Linked DNA regions of Homo sapiens: region 2 is linked to region 1. Evidence: read pairs that join two places in POLR2A ChIA-PET (ENCODE). Cell type or tissue: GM12878. All regions are shown on one strand. Links, peaks and the distances in the headings refer to the core of each region. The heading gives the core; the rest is flanking DNA.

Region 1 (12,813 bases), core at 710-8,709:
ACCTGAGGCCAGAAGTTCAAGACCAGCCTGGTCAACATGGTGAAACCCCGTCTCTACTAAATATACAAAAATTAGCTGGGCGTGGTGGCGGGCACCTGTAATCCCAGCTACTCAGGAAGCTGAGGCAGGAGACTCGCTTGAACCCGGGAGGCGGAGGTTGCAATGAGCCAAGATCACACCATTGTGCTCCAGCCTGAGCAACAACAGTGAAACTTTGTCTCAAAAAAAAAAAAAAAAAAGAACGTAGGAAAATTCTACTCTGTTTTATCAAAACTCCAAAACAAAAAAATTGGTCAATGATTTTTTAAAACAAAAATTTCAGGCCAGGTACAGTGTCCCAGGCCTGTTCAAGACCAGCCTGAGAAACATGGTGAAATCCTGTCTCTGCAAAAAATAAAAAAAATAGCCAGATGTGGTGGTGCAGGCCTATAATCCCAGCTACTTGGGAGGCTGAGGCAGGAGAATCACTTGAACCCGGGCTGTCAAGGCTTCAGTGAACCTAGATGGCACCACTGCATTCCAGCCTGGGCAACAGAGCGAGACCCTGTCTCGAAAACAACAACAACAAAAAAGTTGAATTAGAAGTCATAGGTTTTTGGCTGGGTACAGTGGCTCATGCCTGTAATCCCAGCATTTTGGGAGGTTGAGGTGGGTGGATCACAAGGTCAGGAGTTCCAGACCAGCCTGGCCAATATGGTGAAACCCTGTCTCTACTAAAAATACAAAAATTAGCTGGGCGTGGTGGTGCGTGCCTGTAGTCCCAGCTGCTTGGGAGGCTGAGGTAGGAAAATTGCTCGAACCCGGGAGGTGGAGGTTACAGTGAGCTGAGATAGCACCACTGCACTCCAGCTTGGGTGACAGAACAAGACTCCATCTCAAAGAAAATAATAATAATAATAATAATAATAATAATAATAATAGTAATAATAGAAGTGATAGGTTTTTGTTTGTTTTTGTTTTTAGACAAGAACTTACTTTGTTGCCCAGGTTGGAGTGCAGAGGTGCCATCTCAGCTCGCTGCAACTTCTGCCTCCTGGGTTCAAGCAGTTATCGTGCCTCAGCCTCCCGAGTACCTGGAATTACAGGCGCACGCCACCACACCCGGCTACTTTTTATATTTTTGGTTGAGATGGGCTTTCACCATGTTGGCCAGGCTGGCCTCAAACTCCTGGCCTCAAGTCATCTGCCCACCTCGGCCTCCCAAAGTGCTGGGATTACAGACATGAGCCACTGCATCCAGCCTAGATTTTTTTCTTTTTTAAGTGAGAATGTTGGAGGAGGTGATCCCTCAGGTCTCTTCCAGCTCTGAGATATTTTGTTTTGTTTTGTGTCTTGCTTTACTTTCTGGAAGTGACAGTGTTTGAAGGAGGCCCATGCCTGTGGGACCAAATTAAACAGAGCTCAGAGCTGGCCAATCTGTCTGACTCATTGAGAACAGAAGCACACACCCTGTTAGCATTTGTTGAGCAATGAAGACAGAGTTGCGTCTTGTGTCTCCTGTCTCATAGCATTTCTTAAGTTCTTTCAGAATTTCACCAGACACTGAATTCGAGATAGAGCTGATGTCGTTTTTTTTCTTTTTTTTTTTTTGAGATGGAGTTTCGCTCTTGTTGCCCAGGCTGGAGTGCAGTGGCGCCATGTCGGCACACTGAAATCTCCTCATCCCGGCCGGGTTCAAGCAATTCTCCTGCCTCAGCCTCCCAAGTAGCTGGGACTACAGGCACCCGCCACCACACCCGGCTAATTTTTTGTATTTTTAGTAGAGACGGGGTTTCACCATGTTGGCCAGGATGGTCTCAAACTCTTGACCTCAGGTGATCCACCCGCCTTGGTCTCCCAAAGTGCTGGGATTACAGCATGAGCCACTGCACCTGGCCAGAGCTGGTGTAATTTTCTACATAGAAGTTAAACTGGGTAACTCAGTTCAGAGCCCAGTACGAACAACCCCTTTAGAAGCAGCCAATCTGGAGGCAATATAGGTCATAAAAAAAAGAAAAATAGAAGCAGCCAAGAAAATGGCCTTAGCAGCTACAGCATGCTTGGACAGTTTAGGGAAATCTCTTAGCCCAGTCATGATTCTTATGGTTAAAACAACGACAGCAACAAAAATATTTCTCTTGATATTCTTTTAAAAGTTTTCACTGAGTCCTGAATAGAGACTGTATTAAAGTGGCATGAGAAAATGCAAAAGCATTTCAGCTCTACCTCAAGCTTTCTTCCTTATAGAAACAAATATAAACAAACAACTAACCACATTTCCTCCTCAACGTTTCCTCAGGGACAGATGAGCCTGGGAATTTTGCCCTTTATGGTATCTAGTGACTCACTTTTCTTTTTTTTTGAGATGGAGTCTCGCTCTGTCGCCCAGGCTGGAGTGCAGTGGCATGATCTCTGCTCACTACAAGCTCCACCTCCCGGGTTCACGCCATTCTCGTGCCTCAGCCTCCCGAGTGGCTGGGACTACAGGTGCCCACCACCATGCCCAGCTAATTTTTGTATTTTTAGTAGAGATGGGGTTTCACCATCTTGGCCAGGCTGGTCTTGAACTCCTGACCTTGTGATCCACCCACATCAGCCTCTGGACATGCTGGGATTACAGGTGTGTGCCGTCGCACCCAGCTGCACTTAATTTTTAATTTAACTTTATTATTTTTTTGAGACAGGGTCTCAGTCTGTCACCCAGTCTGGAGTGCAGTTGCATAATCACGGTTCGCTCGACTTCCTGGGCTTAGGTGATCCCCCCACCTCTGCGTCTTGAGTAGCTGGGACTACAGGTGCATGCCACCACACCTGGCTAATTTTTCTATTTTTGTAGAGATGGGGTTTCATCATGTTGCCCAGGCTGATCTCAAACTTCTGGGCTCAAGCAATCTGCCCACCTTGCCTTCCCAACTTGCTGGATTACAAGTGTCAGGCACTGTGCCCGGCCTCCAACATTTATAAAAGTCATAAATCACCTTTGTTGAGTTATAGATCTAGAAATTTTAGCTCACAAAGGAGCCTATATTCTTTGTGGTATCAAGTGACTCACTTTCTTTTTCTTTTTCTTTTTTTTTTTTTTTGAGATGGAGTTTCACTCTTGTTGCCCAGGCTGGGGCTGGAGTGCAGTGGCGCCATGTCGGCTCACTGCAACCTCCTCATCCCGGGCTCAAGCGATTCTCCTGCCTCAGCCTCCCAGCTACTCGGGAGGCTAAGCAGGAGAATCGCTTGAACCCAAGAAGTGGAGGTTGCAGTGAGCTGAGATCATGCCATTGCACTCCAGCCTGGGCAACAAGAGCGAAACTCCGTTTCAAAAAAAAAAAAAAAAAAATTAGCTGGGCATAGTGGCACGTGCCTGTAATCCCAGCTACTAGGGAGGCTGAGTCAGGAGACTTGCTTGAACCTGGGAGGCAGAGGTTGCAGTGAGCCGAGATTGTGCCACTGAACTCCAGCCTGCGCGACAGAGCGAGACTTCGTCTCAAAAAATAAAATAAAATAAAATAAAAATGCTGGAAAGCAGGAGCTTCAGTAAGTTTAATTCTCCGAAAACTTGCTGGTGATTTGTATGCCATACTTAGTGATTTATTAACAAAACAGAAGAGAAGCTGTTCAAGTTGTTAGAAGAGAATTCAAATTCCTGAGTAGGTTTTACCCAAATAAGTGACAACTTCAATCACATAATTATTGGGTGATCTGTTGTCAGCTCCGTGCATATGACCTAAGTTTTCACCTTAGAAACAAAAGGGAGAAGTTGTACTTTACAGGGTATGTTTTCTACATGTGGATAGTGTCAATGAAAAAAAATTTGAAAGTGCTGGAGCCCATTCTGGAGTTTCATGCATGCACTCATATAGCATTTGAGTTGAGTTCAAACCCTTTTTCACTCTACCAAGGTCCATCTCATGGGACTTTGGTCTTAGAGGAGGAATAAAAAGAGAACAACAATGAGCTCTAATATAAAACACAGGAAATGAGACTCGTGAGAAAGTTATTCTCGTCTTTACGTGTTCGGTTGAATGCCGCTGTGTCATGTAGGGCCAAGATTGCAGCAAAACAGGATCTGGGTCATTACACACTTTCCACTGAAGGGGGTCTCAAGAGTATCCTCATTTTGGGTTTGAGATGCCGATTCACCTTATCAGTATTTACTTTTTAAAAACTAGTTGGGTTTTTTTGAGACAGAGTCTCACTCTGTCACACAGGCTGGAGTGCAGTGGCACAATCTTGGCTCACTGCAGCCTCAACTTCCCAGGTTCAAGTGATCCTCCCACCTCAGCCTCCCAAGTAGCTGGGACTATAGGTGTGTACCCCCATGCTCAGTTAGCCTTTCAATTTTTAGATATGGGTGGAATTGGGTATGACTGGTCATATCCAGCAGGATGCCCAGTTAGGAGAGAAGCAGTTTGTTGTTTATGTGGTGTTTGATTTGTCTAAAATCTAACAAGTTCCTAAAAAGTCTTTCTGTTTCCTCATTTGTGGAAAAATTGGGTTGGCATTATGACTGTGGGAATAACTGTGAGGACTGAGGGGAAGAAGGAGCTAAAAAGAGAATAAAGGAAACAAAGAAGCTTACTTCAGATAGGATGGTCAGAAAGTCTGCTTTAGTGGACAATAATTAAGCTAAGGCCCAGAGGAAGAGACAAAGCTAGCATGGGAAGAGTAGGGGAAGAGCTTCTAGGATGAAGGAACAGTATAGCAAAGACCTCTAGGCTGGACAGGACTGGCATTGTGTGCCAAAGACAGAGTGGCATGAAATGAGCTTGCACTTGGGAGGATGGGTAGAAGCCAGGTCCTGTAGCAGTTTAGAGGACACTACAAGTTTATTTTTATTTATTTATTTATTTTGAGATGGAGTCTTGCTCTGTCATCCAGGCTGGAGTGCAGTGGCGCGATCTCAACTCACCCCAACCTCTGCCTCCTGGGTTCAAGTGATTCTCCTGCCTCAGCCTCCCAAGTAGCTGGGATTACAGGTGCCTGCCACTATGCCTGGCTAATTTTTGTATTTTTAGTAGAGACAGGTTTCGCCATGTTGGCCAGGCTGGTCTCCAACTCCTGACCTCAGGTGATTGGCCTGCCTTGGCCTCCCAGAGTGCTGGGATTACAGGTGTAAGCCACTGTGCCAGGCCTAAGTTTATATTTAGTTCTAAGTGTAGTGGGAATCCAATGAAGGATGTTGCATAGACTGTGAGTGATCTGATTTTTATTTTTTAAGATAGACCTATTTTCTGGGTAGAGAATGGGTTGGATAGGGCAAGGAGATGGGGTGGTAATGGAGAGGGTAAGGAGGTGGGGTGGTAATGGAGGTGGACAAGTTTGAAATGGCTTTGGATACAGAATGAACAAGACTTGTGATGAATTGGATGTAGAGAGTGGGGAGAAAAAATGAATCCAGATATAATGAAATTTCCTACTAGTGTGGTTAAATAGGAGGTGGTGCTACCTACAAGACAAGTAAGGCCTACTGTGGGAGAACAGGTTTGGGAAGGGAGGAACCAAGGCGATACATTGTGCTGTCTATGAATTTCCTGGTTGGAATATTAAGAAGGCAGGTGAATTATAACAGTCTGAAGTTCCAGGAAGAGATCAGGGCTGGAGATATAAATGTTGATAATGCTGGTATCAAGATGGCATTAAAGCCATGGGATTGGATAAAATCATTCAGAAAGAGAACAGAGGAGCTCCAGTAGTGCAATTGCTTAAAGTGCAGTACTTATATGACAGAAAGCACAGAAAGAGCAGAGATGTGGCTGGGTGTGGCGGCTCACGCCTGTAATCCCAGTATTTTGGGAGACCAAGGCGAGTGGATCACCTGAAGTCAGGATTCCGAGACCAGCCTGGCCAATGTGGTGAAACCCCATCTCTACTAAAAATACCAAAACTAGCGGGGAGTAGTGGCACATGCCTGTAATCCCAGCTACTTGGGAGGCAGGATAGTGCGGAGGTTGCAGTGAGCCGAGACCCTGCCATTGCACTCCAGCCTGACTCCACCTCAAAAAAAAAGAAAAGAAAAAGAGAAGACACGCAATGATTAAGATTCTCAGCTTTATTATTATTATTCTCTTTTTATTAAAAAGTAGAGATGGGAGCCATGCGCGGTGGTTCACACCTGTAATCCCAGCACTTTGGGAGGCTAAGGCAGACAGATCACTTGAGGTCAGGGGTTGGAGACCAGGCTAGTCAACATGGTGAAACTTCGTCTTTATTAAAATGCAAAAATTAGCCAGCCACGGTGGCAGGCACCTGTAATCCCAGCTGCTCAGGAGGCTGAGGCAGGAGAATCTCTTGAAACCGGGAGGCGGAGGTTGCAGTGAGCTGAGATCATGCCACTGCACTCTAGCCTGGGTGACAGAGTGAAACTCCCTCTCAAAAAAATAAATAAATAAATAAAAGTTGAGATGGGGGTCTCACTATACTGGCCAGTCTGGTCTTGAACTCCTGTCTTCAAGTGATTTTCCCACCTCAACCTCCCAAAGTTCTGAGATTACATGCATGAGCCACTGTGCCTGACCAGGATCCTTAACATTTAGAGGTTGGATAATGGAGGAAGACCTTAAATAGATGGCCAGGGAGATGACAAACAAGGAGAAAATGGCATCCCTGAAACTAGAAGGAAAGTATTTTCAGAAACAGTGAGTGGTCAATTGAGTCAATGTTGCTTAGAGATCAGAAAACACAAAACAGAAAAATGTCCAGTGGGTTAGGCAACATGGAGTCCTTGTTGGCCATAATGAAAGCAGGTTCAGTGAAGTGGTGGTTGGGGCAAAAGCCAAGCCAGAGGGAAGTAGATGGCAGGCAGAGGGCATTCTTCCAAGAAATTTGGCCCAGATGAAAGTAGTTTAAAAAACCCTTTGCTTCTTCTCTGTGTGTTGTGAAAGAACAAAGCTCTAAGGTTATTGTCTTATTGCAGTCTGGTTTTCCCTTCCTGTTTTGATTGCAAAGTTCACTTTGCTTCAATTTTCAATTAACAGTAACTGGAAAATCATCTCCTTTCATCACAGCGTGAAACCTGCACAGCATTGTCCTGTAAAGCAACTACTAATTACATTGGCACAAGTAAACTTCCTGAAAGACTGTGTCCTTGTTGAATAAAGATATCATTCAAGCGACCCTGATTTCTTCTTAGAAGCTAAAAATATCTTTCCATCTTCTTAAAACCAATTAATTATTCAGGAGAAATATTCTCCTTCTAGTCTGGCCAAGAGATTGAAAATGACCTTTTAAGGGCAAGGGCAGCTTGTCTCCTTCTGTTAGTGCAAAAATAACATTGAAAGAGGAAAAATGGGTCTGTCATTCTCACTTCTGTTTTCCCTCCTCTTCTGCAACACGTGTCAAGGACAACCAGGTCTCAAGAACTTCATCTCTATTCCCAGCTCTGGGACTCAAATTAGTGCTTGAGTTTTCCTTAAAATGATCCTGGCTCCAATATTACATACCTCCTTTGTTTCCTCTTTTTTTTTTTAGATGGAGTCTCGCTCAGTTGCCCAGGCTGGAGCACAGTCAGCGCACTGCAACCTCCGCCTCCCAGGTTCAAGCGATTCTTCTGCCTCAGCCTCCTGAGTAGCTAGGATTATGGGTGCACACTACCACTCCTGGCTAATTTTTATATTTTTAGTAGAGACTGGGTTTCACCATGTTGGCCAGGCTGGTCTTGAATTCTTGAGCTCCCGTGATCTGCCTGCCTTGGCCTCCCAAAGTGCTGGGATTACAGGCGTGAGCCACCGCACCCAGCCTCCTCACCTTTTTAAAATTAATTTTTAAAATTTTCTGTAGAGATGGGTTGTTACCATGTTGCCCAGGCTGGTCTCGAACTCCTAGACTGAAGTGACTCTTTTGCCTCAGCCTCCCAAAGTGCTGGGATTACAGGCATGAGCCACCACGCTTAGCCTGTCTCTTCTTTTCTCCCCTCAATATTAGCTTTCCCTTGGCCCAGTCTCCCACCACCTCCTGGTGTTCATACCCTTTCTCATTGAATAGGACTGACCTATGTGACCAATGGGATATTACAGAAATGACAGAGGATGGCTTCTGAGGCTAGCTCACACAAAAACATTGCAGCCTGATCCTTGTTCTCTCTTGGATTGCTTACTCTGAGGAAGGCTGCCATCATATCATGAGAACAGTAAAGCAGTCCCTCATAGGGAGGCTCTGAAGGTTCCGGCTAATAACCAGCACTATGTGAGCAAGCCCTCTTGGAAGTAAATCTGCCAGCCCCAGGCAAGCCTTCAGATAACTACAACCCCAGCTGACATCTTGTCTGCAGCCTCCCAAGAAACCCCAAACCAGAACCACTCAGCTAAACTGCTTCTAGTCTTCTGACCCACAGAAACTGCAATATAAAATGTTTATTGTTTCAAGCCACTAAGTTTGGGGTGAATTGTTATATGGCAATAGATAAATAATACATCGCTGGGATTAAATGACTGGGAACAGCTTCATGACCTCCGGGAAGGAAAGGTTCACATATATTAAAGAGGATTGTTTTAAATTCAGGTATGTAATTGAGGAATTTTAGAAAACAGAAAACATGGGGTGAAGGATCCAAGGCAGGGGGTAAGGAGAGGAGACAGTTTTTCTGTGCATATGCATGTTTTGAGATGCAGGAAAGAGCAGAAGGGGCCGGGTGCAGTGGCTCACGCCTGTAATCCCAGCACTTTGGCAGCCTGAGGAGGGTGGATCACCTGACGTCAGGAGTTCAAGACCAGCCTGGCCAACATGACAAAACCCTGTCTCTACTAAAAATACAAAAATCAGCAGGGTGTGGTGGTGGGCACCTGTAGTCCCAGCTACTCAGGAGGCCAAGGCAGGAGAATTGCTTGAACCAGGAGGTGGAAGTTGCAGTGAGCCAAATTGCACCACTGCACTCCAGCCTGGGCAACAGAGTGAGACTCTGTCTGAAGAAAAAAAAAAAAAAAGGCCGGCCATGGTGGCTCACGCCTATAATCCCAGCACTTTGGGAGGTTGAGGCAGACAGATCACTTGAGGTCAGGGGTTCAAGACCAGCCTGGCCAACATGGTGAAACCCCGTCTCTACTAAAAATACAAAAATTAGCCAGGCTTGGTTGGTGGGCACCTGTAACCCTAGCTACTTGGGAGGCTGAGGCAGGAGAATCACTTGAACCCAGCAGGCAGAGGTTGCAGTAAGTCGAAATCACACTACTGCACTCCAGCCTGGATGACAGATCAAGACTAAGTCTCAAAAAAGCAAAAGGAGCTAACATATAGTTGAGTAGGTCCTGAGAACTTGCCTTCAGATCAAACACTGCCCAGCCTGTATTCATCAGGGCTTCTTACCTCCCTACACTTAAAAAATCTTTTATTGATTACATTATCATGGTAGATTAAAAATAACCCCCTAGGGAAGCCAGTTACCATGTGAGATGTGTGATTCTCTTTAACCCACCATGTTGTAAGGAAGCCCAATTTAGCCATGTGGAAAAGTACTTGAAAAGAGAAAACCAGCCTCAGCTGTTTCAGCCACTCCAATTAGCTACCAGGCGTGTAAGTAAAGACGCCATCTGATCAATACCGATAAAGAAACCTGCAGCTCCCTCTCCCCACGGTCTCCCTCTCCCTCTCCCCACGGTCTCCCTCTCCCTCTCCCCATGGTCTCCCTTTCCCTCTCTTTCCACGGTCTCCCTCTGATGCCGAGCCGAAGGTGGACTGTACTGCCGCCATCTCTGCTCACTGCAACCTCCCTGCCTGATTCTCCTGCCTCAGCCTGCCGAGTGCCTGCGATTGCAGGCGCGCGCCGCCACGCCTGACTGGTTTTCGTATTGTTTTGGTGGAGACAGGGTTTCCCTGTGTTGGCCGGGCTGGTCTCCAGCTCCTGACCGCGAGTGATCCGCCAGCCTCGGCCTCCCGAGGTGCCGGGATTGCAGACGGAGTCTCGTTCACTCAGTGCTCAATGGTGCCCAGGCTGGAGTGCAGTAGCGTGATCTCGGCTCGCTACAACCTCCACCTCCCAGCCGCCTGCCTTGGCCTCCCAAAGTGCCGAGATTGCAGCCTCTGCCCGGCCGCCACCCCGTCTGGGAAGTGAGGAGCGTCTCTGCCTGGCCGCCATCGTCTGAGATGTGGGGAGCGCCTCTGCCCCGCCACCCCGTCTGGGATGTGAGGAGCGCCTCTGCCCGGCCGCGACCCCGTCTGGGAGGTGAGGAGCGTCTCTGCCCGGCCGCCCCGTCTGAGAAGTGAGGAGCCCCTCCACCCGGCAGCCGCCCCGTCTGGGAAGTGAGGAGCATCTCCGCCTGGCAGCCGCCCCATCAGGGAGGCGGGAGACAGCCCCCGCCCCGCCAGCCACCCCGTCCGGGAGGGAGGTGGGGGGCAGCCGCCCCCCGGCCAGCCGCCCCGTCCGGGAGGTGGGGGGGCGCCTCCACCCGGCCTCCCCTTCTGGGAAGTGAGGAGCCCCTCTGCCCGGCTGCCACCCCGTCTGGGAGGTGTACCCAACAGCTCATTGAGAACGGGCCATGATGACGATGGCGGTTTTGTCGAATAGAAAAGGGGGAAATGTGGGGAAAAGATAGAGAAATCAGTTGGTTGCTGTGTCTCTGTAGAAAGAAGTAGACATAGGAGACTCCATTTTGTTCTGTACTAAGAAAAATCCTTCTGCCTTGGGATGCCGTTGATCTATGACCTTACCCCCAACCTGGTGCTCTCTGAAACATGTGCTGTGTCCACTCAGGGTTAAATGGATTAAGGGCGGTGCAAGATGTGCTTTGTTAAACAGATGCTTGAAGGCAGCAGGCTCGTTAAGAGTCATCACCACTCCCTAATCTCAAGTACCCAGGGACACAAACACTGCGGAAGGCCGCAGGGTCCTCTGCCTAGGAAAACCAGAGACCTTTGTTCACTTGTTTATCTGCTGACCTCCCCTCCACTGTTGTCCTATGACCCTGCCAAATCCCTCTCTGCGAGAAACACCCAAGAATGATCAATAAAAAAAAAAAGATGCCATCTTTGGACGGACATGGTGGCTCACACCTGTAAACCCAGCACTTTGGGAGGCCAAGGCAGGATTGAGTGAGGCCAGGAGTTCAAGACTAGCCTGCAACATAGTGAGAACTGCTCCCCCACCACACACATCTCTATGAAAAATTTGAAAATTAGCTGGCCGTGGTAGCACATGACTATAGTCCCAACTACTCAGGAGGCTGAGGTGGGAGGAACATTTGAGCCCAGGAGTTTGATGCTACAATGAGCTATGATTGAGCCACTGCACTCCAGCCTTGGTGACAGTGAGACCCTGTCTCAATAATAATAGTAATAGAGGAAGAAGGAGGAGGAGGAGGAGGAGGAGGAAGAGGAGGAGCCATTCTGGAAATCTGGTTCAGCTTTTAGGCCCACTCCAGCCCCAGCTGCCATCTTACTCCAACTGCATAGAAATCCTGAACAAGAACCTTCCTGCTGAGCCCAGTCAGCCTATAGAACTGAAAAAGATAATAAAATGGTGGTTTTAAGCTGCTAAGTTTTGGAGTGATTTGTTCTGTAGCAAAAATAATCAGAACAATGAAAGAAGGAATTAATCAGGGAAACACTAGGAATCCTTGTTTTGTAACGGAACCATTTGTCTGGCTGTATGACCTCCTCCAGCTCAGCTTCTCAGGTTCAGGAGGAGAGGTAATAAACAGTAGTGCTTATGCAAGATTTTCATTTTACCATGGCACATGAAGTGACATCAAACACCCTAGGCATGATAAATGGGCATTTAATAAAATTGGGGCCAAGTGTGGTGGCTCAAGCCTGTAATCCCACTTTGGGAGGCTGAGGTGGGAGGATTGTTTGAAGCCAGGAGTTTGAGACCAGCCTGGGCAACATAGTGAAACATCATCTCTGCAAAAAAATTTTAAAAGTTGGCCAGGCACAGTGGCTCAAGCCTGTAATCACAGCACTTTGGGAGGCCAAGGCAAGCAGATCACTTGAAGTCAGGAGTTCGAGACTAGCCTGGCCAACATGGCGAAACTCTGTCTTCACTAAAATATAAAAATTAGCCAGGCATGGTGATGCACACCTGTAGTCCTAGATACTTAGAAGGCTGAAGCAAGAAAATTGCTTGAACTCAGAAGATGGAAGTTGCAGTGAACACAATTTAAAAAGTTGCCAGACATGTTGGCCAGGCACGGTGGCTCATGCCTGTAATCCCAGCAATTTGGAAGGCCGAGGCAGGCGGATCATGAGGTCAGGAGATCGAGACCATCCTGGCCAACAAGATGAAACCCCGTCTCTACTAAAAATACAAAAATTAGCTGGGCGTGGTGATGGGCACCTGTAAGCCTAGCTACTTGGGAGGCTGAAGCAGAAGAATGGCTTGAACCTGGGGGGCAGAGGTTGCAGTGAGCCAAGATCGTGCCACTGCACTCCAGCCTGGTGACAGAGCAAGACTCTGTCTCAAAAAAAAAAAAAAAAAAAAAGTTACCAGACATGGCAGAGAGACAGAGAGAGATCCTATCTCAAAAAAAAAAAAAAAAAAAAAAAGAAAGAAAGAAAAGAAAAAATTCTAATTATCTGGCCTACCTTGTTTGACTGTAGGCCATAAGACCCCTATTCCAGAGAGGGTCTTGCCCCACACCCAGAAGGAAGTAGTGCTACTCGGAGAGGCCAGGAATCTAGACAGACAGGCCTTGCTGGGCTCCTCATTCAGTCTATTAACATTAGATCTTGCCCTTTTTTTCCAGTTACCTGGCTGTCCATACTTTGTTGAACCCAAGCATAAAAATCGACATTTTTTCCTGTATCTTTGAGTTTTCATTCTGAAGGCTCCCGTGTATACATGTCAAATAAATTTGTATGCCTTTCTCCAATTAATCTGCCTGTCAGTGGTTTTCAAATCTCCAGGGGGCCGAG
Region 2 (8,000 bases), core at 1-8,000, 110 kb before region 1:
TCGAGAGCAGCCTGGCCAACATGGTAAAACCCCATCTCTACTAAAAATACAAAAATTAGCTGGGCGCGGTGGCGTGCACCTGTAATCCCAGCTACTTGGGAGGCTGAGGCAGGAGAATCACTTGAACCTGGGAAGCGGAGGTTGCAGTGAGCCGATATCACACCACTGCACTCCAGCCTGGGCGACAAAGTGAGCCTCCATCTCAAAAAAAAAAAAAAGAAATTAAGACATGAAAAATATTTAGCACAGTATCTGTGGCTCACTGATGGCTAGCTCTGATAAGTAAAATAGTAATCATTAAGAAACAAATTACAGGCTCCTATCTTCTCAGCCTGCCTCTAGTTCACTTGCTCCTCTGTTTCCCATCCAGGGGCCATTTTGTTTCTTTCATCCTTTTTTTTTTTTTAATTTTACTTTAAGTCCTGGGATACATGTGCAGAAGGTGCATATTTGTTATGTAGGTATACATGTGCCATGGTGGTTTACTGCACCTATCAACCCGTCATCTAGGTTTTAAGCCCTGCATGCATTAGATATTTGTCTTAATGCTCTCTTTCCCCTTGACCCTAACCCCTGACAGGCCCCAGTGTGTGATGTTCCCCTCCCTGTGTCCCTGTGTTCTCACTGTTCAACTCCCACTTATGAGTGAGAACATGTGGTGTTTGGTTTTCTGCTCCTGTGTTAGTTTGCTGAGAATGATGGCTTCCAGCTTCATCCATGTCCCTGCAAAGGACATGAACTCATTGTTTTTTATGGCTGCAGCTTCTTTCATCCTTATCCAGTACGTTCTATGATCCATAATCTTGTTAATGTCCTAAACTTCCCTCCCCCTCCCCATTTTGTCCTTTCATCACACCCCTTTGGCAAAACCCCAGCCTAGATGAACTCAACCACCCCTCACTCTCCATGTGAGTCACCAAACAGGGCAGATTGGCTGTGCTCTAGGTGAACAAGTGTCAACCTGAAACAGGCTGTCTCACTAAATGAATACTAAAATGCTTATTTCGTAACTGTCTCTTCTCTTCTCCTTGACCACTTCATGTTTTCTCCACTCTTCTTCAATGCAGACCCTCCTCCAACACTCACACACCTTCCTCCTCTTTTTCATAATCACCTTGTTGTTTTTTTTTTATTTTTTAGACAGAGTCTCGCTCTGTCGCCCAGGCTGGAGTGCAGTGGCATGATCTCGGCTCACTGCAACCTCCTCCTCCCGGGCTCAAGCAATTCTCCTGCCTCAGCCTCCCGGATAGCCAGGACTACAGGTGCAAGCCACCATGCCCGACTAATTTTTGTATTTTAAGTAGAGACAGGGTTTTGCCATGTTGGTCAGGCTGGTCATGAACTCCTGACCTTAGGTGATCCACCCGTCTCAGCCTCCCAAAGTGTTGGGATTACAGGTGTAAGCCACCAAGCCCGGCCTCATCTTGGTCCTTAATTCACACACACACACATACAGAAGCCAGCAGAGAGGAACTTCCTAAACTCCCCTATCAAACATAACAAAGCCTCCCACACCTGCACTCCACTTCACCTCTCCTTGCAACTGCGGAGCTGACCCTCCCCTAGCAAAGGCCCCCCTCACACACACACACCTGGGTTTTACATCCCACTCTCTAGACCTTTCCAGAAGCCTTCAGCAACAACAATCCCTTCTCTGTTTTCTGTTCGACTGGACCTTTCACTTAAACTCTTCAACATACCCAAATCTCCCCCATTTTCAACAAAAAAGAGGATGTTCATTGGAAATGCCACTTAAATATTTAAAGATAAGGAGACATGATGTCTGCAATATACTGTCAAATATAGATGTATATGTATATGTGTGTGTGTGTGTGTGTGTATAAAAATACAGAGACAGAGAATGATAAAGTAAATGGTTAAATGGTGCAAGTGTAGATAACTGATGAATCTGGAAAACATTATTTGGGAACTCTTTGTACTAGTCTTGCATTTTTTTTAAGATATAAAATTATATCAAAATAAAAAGTTGGCTGGGCACAGTGGCTAATGCCTGCAATCCTAGCAATTTGGGAAGCCAAGGCAGGTAGATTGCTTGAGCCCAATAATTTGAGACCAGCCTGGGTAACATGGTGAAACCCCATCTCTACAAAACAAACAAACAAAAAAAATTAGCAAGTCGTGGTGGCAAGTACCAGTACTCCCAGCTACTTAGGAGGCTGAGGTGGGAGGATCACTTGAGCTCAGGAGGTCGAGGCTACAGTCAGCTGTGATTATGCCACTGCACTCCAGCCTGAGCAGCAGAGCTAGACCCTGTCTAAAAAATTTTTAGACCGTAATCCCAGCACTTTAGGAGGCCAAGGTGGGTGGATCACTTGGGGCCAGAAGTTCGAGACCAGCCTTGCCAACATGGTGAAATCCCATCTCTAGTAAAAATACAAAAAATTATCTGGGCGTGGTTGTGGACACCCATAATCCCAGCTACTGGAGAGGCTGAGGCATGAGAATCGCTTGAAGCCAAGAGGCAGAGGTTGCAGTGAGCTGAGATTGCACCACTGTACTCCAGCCTGGGCAATAGAGCAAGACTTTCAAAAAAAAAATTAATTAAAAAAAGGTGTCGGCTGGGCACCGTGGCTCATGCCTGTAATCCCAGCACTTTGGGAGGCCGAGGTGGGCGGATCACGAGGTCAGGAGTTTGAGACCAGCCTGGCAACATAACGGAACCCCGTCTCTACTAAAAATACAAAAAATTAGCTGGGCGTGGTGGCGGGTGCCTGTAATCCTAGCTACTTGGGAGGCTGAGGCAGGAGAATCACTTGAAGCCAGGAGATGGAGGTTGCAGTGAGCAGAGATCGCGCCATTGCACTCTATCCCGGTGGGCAGTGCGAGACTCCATCTCAGAAAAAAAAAAAAAAAAAAACTTGTCAAGAAAGATGAGAAAAAAAAAAAAACACATTTGACATCTGCTCTCCTCATAGCTAGTCCCCTCTCCCCTCCACAGACTTCTCAAAAGACCCCACAATTGGCTCATTTCAACTCATAACTTGCAGGTACTTCTTTTCTTTTCAGGATGACCTTCCCAAAGCGTCCTCCCACCTCTTTGCCTGTTCCTATCCTCCATCTCAAAATGGACTTCCTTAAAACTTGGCCCAAGGCCAGGTGCAGTGGCTCACACCTGTAATCCCAGCACTTTGGGAGGCTGAAGTTGGTGGATCACAAGGTCAGCAGTTTGAGACCAGCCTGACCAACATGGTGAAACCCCCCATCTCTACTAAAAATACAAAAATTAGCCAGGCATGATGACAGACACCTATAATCCCAGCTACTCGGAAGGCTGAGGCAGGAGAATCACTTGAACTCAGGGGGTGGAGGTTGCAGTGAGCTGAGATCGTGCCATTGCACTCCAGCCTGGACAACAGAGCGAGACTCCATCTAAAAAAAAAAAATATAAAAAAAAATAATACTTGGCCCAAAGCTCACTTCCTTCCCTTCCTTTCCCTTCCCCTCCCCCTCTCCTTCCCCTCCCCCTCCCTTCCCCTCCCCTCCCCTCCCTTCCCTTCCCTTTCCTTCTCTGAGACATTAATTACCACCAAGAAACATCTCTAGCCCAAATCCCCCCACCTTAGCTTGTACCTCAGGCCCCCTCACTGTCCCTGCATCTGACATAATGGACCTCCTTCAGGTTCTCCAATTTACCCTGCTTCCTCCCACTGCACTTGTCCTTCCTTCCAGCAGAGGTGCATCTCCCTCTCCTGGATAACGCTTCTAACACATGGAAGAGGAGGAAACGCTTCTCAATTCACTCTATGCATCCTGTATTACCCTGACATCAGGGTATTTACCTGCATCAAAGCCAGGTAAAGATAGCGCAAGAAATCAAATCTAGCAACATATAAGAGGATCATACTCTAACATGGACCTAATCCCAGGAATTCAAAGTTGTTTTAACATTTGAAAATAATTGATGTGGACTGGGCATGGTGGCTCATGCCTGTAATCCCAGTACTTTGGGAGGCTGAGGCGGGTGGATCACCTGAGGTCAGGAGTTCAAAACCAGTCTGGCCAACATGGTGAAACCCCATCTCTACTAAAAATACAAAAATTAGCCAGGTGTGGTGGTGGGCACCTGTAATCCCAGGTACTCGGGGGGCTGAGGCAGGAGAATTGCTTGAACCTGGGAGGCGGAGGTTGCAGTGAGCAGAGTTGGTGCCACTGCACTCCGGCCTAGGCAACAAGAGTGAAACTCCATCTCATAAAAAGAAAAGAAAAGAATTGCTGTAATATGCTACATTAGTAGAATAAAGGACAAAACCCAAAACAGATACACACATATACACACACACACAAGTTTTTGACAAAGTCAAACACCCTTTCATGATTAAAATACTCCACAAAGTTAGAATAGAAATAAACTTCCTCAACCTGATAAAGGGCATTTTTGAAAAACCCATAGTTTATCAAGTAGGTTGCTAAGTAAAAAAATAAAAAATAAAGAGAGAAAAAGGCTGGGCATAGTGGCTTACACCAGGCACTTTGGGAGGTCAAGGTGGACAGACTGCTTGAGGCCAGGAATTCGAGACCAGCCTGGCCAACATGGTAAAATCCCATCTCTACTAAAAATACAAAAAATAGCTGGGCGTGGTGGTGTACTTTGTAATCCCAGCTACCCTGTAACTCTCCTGCTAAGGCAGAAGAATCACTTGAACCCAGGAGGCAGAGGTTGCAGTGAGCCAAGATTGCACCACTGTACTCCAGCCTGGGTGACAGAGCAACTCTGTCTCAAAAAAAAAAAAAAAAAAAGAAAGAAAGAAAAAAAGAAAAAGAAAAACCCATAATTAATACCATACTTCATGGTAAAAGACTGAATGCTTTTCCCTCAAAGATTAGGAACAAGATAAGGATGTCTACTCTTATCACTTCTATTCAATATTGTACTAGAAGCCTTAGCCAGGGCAATTAGGCAGGGACATTCAGATTGGAGAGGGAACAGTAAAACTATCTCTATTAGCAGATATGATCTTACATATAGAAAATCCTAGGCCAGATGTGGTGGCTTACGCCTGTAATCCCAACACTTTGGGAAGCTGATGGAAGACGGAGGTTGCAGTGAGCTGAGATTGTCATTGTACTCCAGCTTGGGCTACAAGAGTGAGACTCCATCTCAAAAAAAAAAAAAAAAAAAGAAAGAAAGAAAGAAAATGAAAATCCTAAGGAATCTGCTAAAAAAAATCTTATAGAATGAATAAAGTTAAACAAGGTCACATGATACAAGATCAATGCAGAAAAATCATTCATATTTATGTATGCTAGCAATAAATGATCACAAAATTAAGAACACAATTCCATTTACAATGGCATAGAAAAGAATACAATCCTAGAAATACATTAAAGACATGTAAGATGTATACTGAAAACTATTTTTAAATGTTGGAAGAAATAAAAGATCTAAAGGAATGGAAAGCTATCCCATGTTCGTGGATCAAAAGACTTAATATTTTAAGATGGCAATGTCCCCCAAATAGAAATATCTTTGATATTTAGGTCACTAAAGATCAATATAATGCTTAAAAATTTTTTTTTTTTGTAAAGATGGGGGTCTCACTATATTGCCCAGGCTGATCTCAAACTCCTAGGCCCAAGCAATCCTCCCACCTTGGCCTACCGAAGTGCTGGGATTACAGACATGAGCCACAAAGAAAACCTGAAAAACTAGTTCAGGCGATGATGGAAAGGGGGGTCAGAGATGCCTCCTTATACTTTTCTCTCTTCGAAGTGTAGGCACAACTGACCAGCCTTAACATTAAAATAGAGATCATAAGACTGACAAAACAGATTCTTCATAGCAATAAGATACGCAACTCCAACCTGACTCTGGTATAGCATCACATGACTGCAGGCCCTGAAGGAAATCAAAGGATTTTACCCCAAAACATATTTTCTTTGTCATAGTTTGAAATGGCTCTGCAAAGCCATCTTTTGAGGGGACATTTGCATGCTATCAAAATGTTTTTCCCGCCAGACGTGGTGGCCCATGCCTGTAATCCCAGCACTCCAGGAAGCCGAGGTGGGCGGATCACTTGAGGTTGAGAGTTTGAGACCACCCTGACCAACATGGAGAAACCCCGTCTCTACTAAAAATACAAAATTAGCCAGGCGCGGTGGTGCGTGCCTGTAATCCCAGCTACTGGGGAGGCTGAAGCAGGAGAACCGCTTGAACCTGGGAGGCGGAGGTTGTGGTGAGCCTAGATGACACCATTCCACTCCAGCCTGGGCAACAAGAGTGAAACTCCATCTCAAAAAAAAAAAGAAAAAGAAAAAGAAAATGTTCTTCCCTTACTACAGTAGCCCCCAACCTTTCTGACACCAGGGACCAGTTTCATGGAAGACAATTTTTCCATGGACTGGGGGTGGGGGGACGGTTTTGGGATGAAACTGTTCTACTTCCGATCATCAGGCATTAAATTCTCATGAGGAACACACAACCTAGATCCCTTGCATGTGCAGTTCACAATAGGGTTCACACTCATATGAGAATCTAATACCACCACTGATGTAACAGGAGGCAGAGCTCAGAGAGTAATGCTAGTTCGCCTGCCACTCACCTCCAGACTGGTGCTGGTCCATGGCCCGGGGATTGAGGATCCCTGCCTTAGTAGGTCTCATCCAGAAGCCTCTTTTAAGGCCTTGTAAGAGATATTTAGTACCTATTCTCTCTAAAGCCTGTTACTTAGAGGCTTCATCTATACAACAAGAACCTTGGCTCCCACAAACCCCCTTAACTCAAGCATTTCTCTTCTTTTTTCTTTTTTTTTTTTTGAGACAGGGTCTCGCTCTGTTGCCCAGGCTGGAGTGCAATGGCACGATCTCGGCTCACTGCAACCTCCACCTCCCAGGTTCAACCAATTCTCCTGCCTCAGCCTCCCGAGTAGCTGGAATTACAGGCATGTGCCACCACGCCCAGGTAATTTTTGTATTTTTAGTAGAGATGGGGTTTCACCATGTTGGCCAGGCTGGTCTTGAACTTTTGACCTCAGGTGATCCGCCCGCGTCGGCCTCCCAAAGTGCTGGCATTACAGGCGTGAGCCACCACGCCCGGCCCAACTCAAGCATTTCTTTATGCTGATTTCAACACTTCAGGCAAAGCAACCAATTGCCAATCAGTTTGAATTCACCTATGACCTGAAACCCTCTCCCCAAACATTTATACATTTTGAGGCCTAAAATGTATAAAACCAAGCTGTAATCTAACTACCTTGGGCACAAGTTCTCAGGACCTCCTGATGCTGTGTTACGGGCCATGGTCACTCATATTTGGCTCGGAATAAACCTCTTTAAATATTTTACAGAGTTTGGCTTTTTTCATCAACAATGGGAAAGGAGGTCAGACATACCTTGTTATAACCACCTCTTTTTGGAGTTTAGGCACAAATGACCAGCATTAATGTTAAAAATAGAGATCATGGCCAGGTGCAGGGGCTGACACCTGTAGTCCCAGCACTTTGGGAGGCTGAGGCAGGAAGATCACTTAAGCCCAGGAGTTCAAGACCAGCCTGCGCAACATGGTGAAAACCCGACTCTACAAAAAATACAAAAACTAGCCAGGCATGGTGGTGCCTGCCTGTAGTCCTAGCTACTCAGAAGGCTGAGATGGGAGGATTGCTTGAGCCCAGGAGGTTGAGGCTGCAGTGAGCTGAGATGACACCACTGCATTCCAGCCTGGGTGACAGAGCAAGACCCTGTCTCAAGAAAAAAAAATAGATCATATGACTGACAAAACAGACTCTGTGGCAATAAGATACCAAATTATGGCTAGGTGTGGTGGCTCATGCCTGTAATCCCAGCACTTCTGAAGCGGCGTCGTTTGTCTGCGGTAATACCCAAGGTTCACTGTCTCATGACAAGGAAATCAAAGACGCTAACACACAAGGAGTGTGTTTAAGAGAGGAAAGTCTAATAGGCAAAAGAGAAAAGCTCTCCCATGCAGAGGGAGGGGGGTTCCGAACGGATCTCCCCCATTTGGGGCAAGATGAGGTTGGTTTTAT

Evidence for each region. Peaks named below come from ENCODE experiments on the same cell type or tissue, not always from the same donor. Only the 100,000 strongest peaks of a DNase experiment are listed, where the experiment ranks them.
Region 2: POLR2A ChIA-PET joins it to region 1 with 12 read pairs; 11 of 35 experiments call an interaction of 5 or more read pairs at or near these places.

What each region holds. Positions count from the first base shown.
Region 1 is chr20:5,636,783-5,649,595 of GRCh38, reverse strand. No RefSeq gene overlaps it. Among named protein-coding and RNA genes, the nearest start is that of GPCPD1, 32 kb to the right of the region's middle. RefSeq lists enhancers at 1,944-2,083, 2,604-2,653. In GM12878, for the core only: no CTCF peak of the experiment used is centred there; DNase peaks (open chromatin) are centred at 2,263 and 3,955; H3K4me3 peaks cover 2,372 bases; H3K27ac peaks cover 6,245 bases.
Region 2 is chr20:5,753,830-5,761,829 of GRCh38, reverse strand. All of the region lies in intron 1 of SHLD1 (shieldin complex subunit 1), which reads right to left. Among named protein-coding and RNA genes, the nearest start is that of SHLD1, 7.4 kb to the right of the region's middle. RefSeq lists an enhancer at 1,051-1,200. In GM12878, for the core only: no CTCF peak of the experiment used is centred there; a DNase peak (open chromatin) is centred at 959; H3K4me3 peaks cover 408 bases; H3K27ac peaks cover 2,095 bases.